Linked DNA regions of Mus musculus: region 2 is linked to region 1. The links are chromatin loops, found by intact Hi-C in ENCODE. Cell type or tissue: heart. All regions are shown on one strand.

Region 1 (2,500 bases):
ATAATTGTATTTCTCCCTTCTAAATGCTGAAATCCGTTATATATTTTATATGTCTGTTCCTCATTGGAAATCAGGTTGCCTCTCTATCATATAAGGGGCTTACCTAGTAGGCATTTTACGTTACAAAACTGGTGCTTATAAAATTAGTTTTATTTGTGCCAAAATTTAGTCCAGGTGTCATTTCTTTCAACAAGAATACAGAGTTTTGCAATGATCTATCGCTCTTTCCTAATGGTGGTTTCACATCCACTTGGGCACATCCTCTGCAGGCATGATGGCATTCAGAGTGTTTCTATCTGTCCTTAAGTGGCCATCAACAGTGTGTGTACAGGGGTTATATAGGCCCCCAGGAGTTTACAAGAGAACACTGATGTGGCAGACACAAAAAGATTGCAACTCTGTTTCTGGATTCTCTAGTCCCTGTAGCTTTTGTTTCTGTTTGGCTTTTACATATTCAGCTCTCTATCAGATGGGAACTTTGCCTGTATTATTTTTTTTGGAAGATCCCTGGTGCTTAGCACATGCCTGGCATGTAGTAGAACCTTAATCTGGGTGTCAAAATAATTTTTTAAATATATAAATAAGCATAGTATTTACTCTTATATCAGAAAAGTTGAAGTCATTGGGTCAGAGGCTGGTAACCAAACCTAGGATCTGAAATGTGTGTGATGTCAATTTTCATGGGCCATTGTAACTTCGATTACATTTTATTGTATAAAAAAATACCAACTAAAACAACTGTTTTTGTGTGTGTGTGTATGCACGTGCGTGTGTGTGCGTGTATGTGTTTGTGTTTCCTTAGAGCAGCCTTATGAAGCTCAGGTTGGCCTTGCTAGTCTGAGCATAAACTAGTGGCACTAAAGATCAGAGCTATCAGGAGATCTAGGAGGCTTCCATTGGCAGAAACGGGCTGAAGCCACAATCCCTCTCTACGGTGCTTCATAGAGCTTCCACTTGCATTGAGCAAACTCACTGACCTTTAGGAAAGTAGTTAATCGTCAAAGGTGATCTGAGCTTTTGAGCTATGCCTTTAATATGCTGGAATATGAGGGAGAGCATATGGTGTGGTTTCCCTGCAAGCTTTGTGCTTGTTGTGTCCCACATCGATCCTCTGCAAGACACATAGTCTGCAAGGGCTTTAGTTATTTCTAAATTTATTTATTTCTGTGTTTAAAAATGATAAAAATTGATATTTGGAGAGCTTCCTGTTTATTTCTTTATCCACTAGAATTTCTGAGTTTATATTGAGTCATTGAAGACAGCACTGTATTTTAAAGATACTACAGGAATAAAACAACAGAAAATGTAAAGGATTCCTGTCTGTGGTCTTTTCTAGCAACTGAGAAAAGTTGACCCTTTTAATTGGATTGCTTCCTTTACTGACTCGGAATTTGCATCAGCCTGGCCTGGAAGCCAGCTAGTTCCTTGATTGTCCCTCTTAGATTCCTCTTTCCTGACGACGCCAACCAGTATGCAGACTGTTGCTGTAGTTCTCCAGTTGCGCCAGGAGATGGCGGCAAACACTTTTGGATGGCTGCCCCACACTGTGTTGTTCCTCTCCTGGGCATATACCCAGAAGATGTTCCAACTGGTAATAAGGACACATGCTCCACTATGTTCAAAGCAGCCTTATCTATCTATTTATTTATTTAAATTTTTAATTAGGTATTTTCCTCATTTACATTTCCAATGCTATCCCAAAAGTCCCCCATTACCCCCCACCCCCCACTCCCCTACCCTCCCACTCCCCCTTTTTGGCCCTGGCATTCCCCTGTACTGGGGCATATAAAGTTTGCAAGTCCAATGTGCCTCTCTTTCCAGTGATGGCCGACTAGGCCATCTTTTGATACATATAGCAGCCTTATTTATAATAGCCAGAGCTGGAAAGAACCCAAATGTCCCTCAACAGAGGAATGGATCCAGAAAATGTGGTACATTTACACTTTGGAGTACTACTCAACTATTAAAAACAATGAATTTATGAAATTCTTGGGCAAATGGGTGTATCTGGAGGATATCATCCTGAGTGAGGTAACCCAATCACAAAAGAAGTCATTTGATATGCACTCACTGATACTTGTCATGATATTAGCCCAGAAACCTAGAATACCCAAGATACAATTTACAAAACACAAGAAAATCAAGAAGAAGGAAGACCAATGGGTGGATACTTCATTCCTCCCTAGAATAGGGAATAAAATGTCCATGGAAGGAATTGTAGAGACAAAGTTTGGAGCTAAGACGAAGGGATGGACCATCTAGAGACTGCCCCATAATCAGCCACCAAATGCAGACACTACTGCATATGCAAGCAAGATTTTGCTGAAAGGGCCCTGATATATCTCCTGTGAGGCTATGCCAGTGCCTAGCAAATACAGAAGTGGATGCTCTACAGGATGGAACACAGAGCCCCCAATGGAGGAGCTAGAGAAAGTACCCAAGGAGCTGAAGGGGTCTGCAACCCTATAGGTGGAACAACAACACGAACTAACCAGTACCC
Region 2 (2,500 bases), 91 kb after region 1:
TGCTGAGACGCTCTAGGAGAGCACATGTCACTCTGCACCTTGGTATGAAAGCTGAGAAATACATCGCCAAGGGGAATGAAGAGGTACACGTGATAAAGTCCGAGCGAGGGGCCTGTACTGGGGGTTCTAGCGGTGGTGGTGGCAGTGGTGGTGGTGGTGGTGGTGGTATACAAGAGCATTCTTGTCTTTCAATATATAAAGCATTTTCTGAATCTTCACTCCAAACTAAATTAGGAAACCCTTGTCTGGTATTCAAACTTATCCTTACCACATTTTTTACAAAGAAAAGGAGACTGAGAGGGAAAGACAGGCTTCAAAAAGCAGAACTGCAGTTAAAGTTTTAAATGAAGGGAAACACTTTGAGCTATGTGTCCTCTGACTCTCAAATGAGTCTCCTCAGACTACCACTTAATGTGAGGTGCCCTAAAATGCCTCAGGGGATGTTTTGTTTCAAGATTAGCTCAATTTAATGTGGGGTCCCTGAGACCTGGTAACATTTCTTAAGCAGAAAATCTGTTAAAACAAAACGCAGTGGGGAGAAGAGGGAGCCACAGGTCAAGAGCACAAGAGGTGCCCAGGGGACCTGAAGCTTCCTGGCTGCCAGGGGAAGGGGGGGGGGGCGTGTTCACGTGGCCGGTGCGTGGACCTGTGCCACAACTGTTGTCTCCCCCACCCCCATAGGACACGCAGTGTGGCAGCCTGAGTACCCCAAACCCGTGCGCAGGACTAGGGTGCCGCTTACCTTGACTGCTGGGAGGAGGGTGCGAGGGGGGCTTGCAGAGATGCGAGGAGGCTGTGCAGAGATGCGCGGGGCTGAGCCAGAGATGGGCCGGGTTGAGCCTAAGTGCACCGGAATGAGCAGAGATGAGTGGTTGGCGCCTCTGGGCTGGACCGGCCTCGAGGCGAGGACGTGGGCTCAGGGAGGAGGAAGTGCTTTGAGCCCTGCCCACCCGGCGGCGCAGACTCTCGGCTTTGCACGGAGGTGCTAGCTAGCAAAGCCCTGGAGGAGAATAGACAGACACCAAGCCCCGCCTAAAGGGCTCCGCAAGTTTAGCAAGTTCGGGTTGTTTTTTCCAAACCCTGTCCACCCCTGGAAGAAAACACTTCCTGCCCTAAGGTCAGAGAAAGCCTTCTCTCATCTGTGTGGGTCTTGTGTTCTTTGTAAGAGTCTGAGACTAACGCCCAGATGCTAGTCTGAAGGGTTAGTGCTCAAGGGGTGCTCAGGACTAAAAGTCTCAGATTAGCTGAGAAACTCCCTACAAGAGAGTTCACCAGTCAGTAACACCTGCAGGCAGTTAGTTCCCAAGGAGATCTAAATATCAACCTACGTTGGTTACAATTTTGAGACTTGAGCGGAACAGATGTAAGTTCCCTTTTCTGCCCCACAAAACCGTCAAGCTCCCTGAGCATCTGCGCAGCCTCCACTTCCCCCAAGACTGCCTCCTTTCACTGTTTTAATAAAAGGACCCTCTGCTTCTGTTGAGGCCTGTCTTCCGTTTATTTTCACATCGTGTGGATCAATCCCAATCTATTAAGTTCCACAAAGGGTAAAGGGGCCAGCTTATTTTGCAACAGCCTTCTATGTCTTTACCTCAACCCTCGCTGCACTTCCTCAATCTGCCATTGTCTAAGACTTCCTGGACCAGCCCAGAAGGGGACGTTCCAGTTAGGGTGGACAGAGAAGTGGTGCAGTGTGATGGCCTTTGTGCCAGAGTAGATCTTTCCCTGGGTGGAGGTAAAGGAAGGGCTCAGCAGGTGTCTGTTCTCAGTGGAGACTACTCTGATGATGGGCTGTGGTCCCTCCAACATCTTTATTTTTTAAAGTCAGAGTGTAATTGTCACACTGGCTGTCCTCGAACTTACAATGTATATCAGGCTGGCTTCGAACATATAGAGATCCTCCTGCCTCTCATGTGCCACCAAGATCACTTTCTGGTTTTGTTCTTATGATTTTGTTTGTTCATAGCTTGTATATCACAAGATTGACTGGGACTCACTCTGAGAGAAAGTGTTTAGGGAGATCTGAAAATACAGCCACTAAAATCAATTATGATTTTAAATGATGATTGAGTTAATTTCTCTTCCTCTACACAGCTGTGTCTTTAAGGGTTCACTGTAAGGCAAAATGGTGGAGACATGAAGATATAAATTAGACATATAATTAATTTCAGATAGTTCCAGTACTCAATGGGAGACTATATATAGTTTGTCTAAGAAGAACATAAACAGCAGTAACAGAAAGGATTGCTGCTTTGCTGGATGGCACACCCTACTCCACAGAAAACAGCTAATACACTGCATAGTCAACATGCTGAGAAAGAATAAAAGGTGACGGTATAAAGTAATGGTTATGCTGATAGGGCTTCTATGTCAATTGGAGTTGTGGAAAAAGATCAACCTTATGACCAGCATTTGAGTCGGACCTAAATGAAAGGAGCCATCCAATGATGTTAGGAGTTTTACACAAGAATATCCTAGAAAGAAAGGTTGATACCTCTAA

Evidence for each region. Peaks named below come from ENCODE experiments on the same cell type or tissue, not always from the same donor. Only the 100,000 strongest peaks of a DNase experiment are listed, where the experiment ranks them.
Region 2: a loop joins it to region 1, with 3 times the contacts of the local background. A loop is called at or near these places in 12 of 42 quality-filtered maps.

Annotation. Positions count from the first base shown.
Region 1 is chr2:22,863,850-22,866,349 of GRCm38, reverse strand. The region is part of intron 10 of Apbb1ip (amyloid beta (A4) precursor protein-binding, family B, member 1 interacting protein); the gene reads right to left. Among named protein-coding and RNA genes, the nearest start is that of Gm52503, 28 kb to the left of the region's middle. In heart, a CTCF peak has its summit at 1,501 (motif pointing right); no DNase peak of the experiment used is centred here.
Region 2 is chr2:22,772,764-22,775,263 of GRCm38, reverse strand. Apbb1ip (amyloid beta (A4) precursor protein-binding, family B, member 1 interacting protein) reads right to left here and starts at 937. Exons shown (of 14, transcript NM_019456.2): 1 at 743-937. In heart, a CTCF peak has its summit at 955; DNase peaks (open chromatin) are centred at 893 and 1,633; H3K4me3 peaks cover 1,113 bases; H3K27ac peaks cover 657 bases; H3K27me3 peaks cover 177 bases.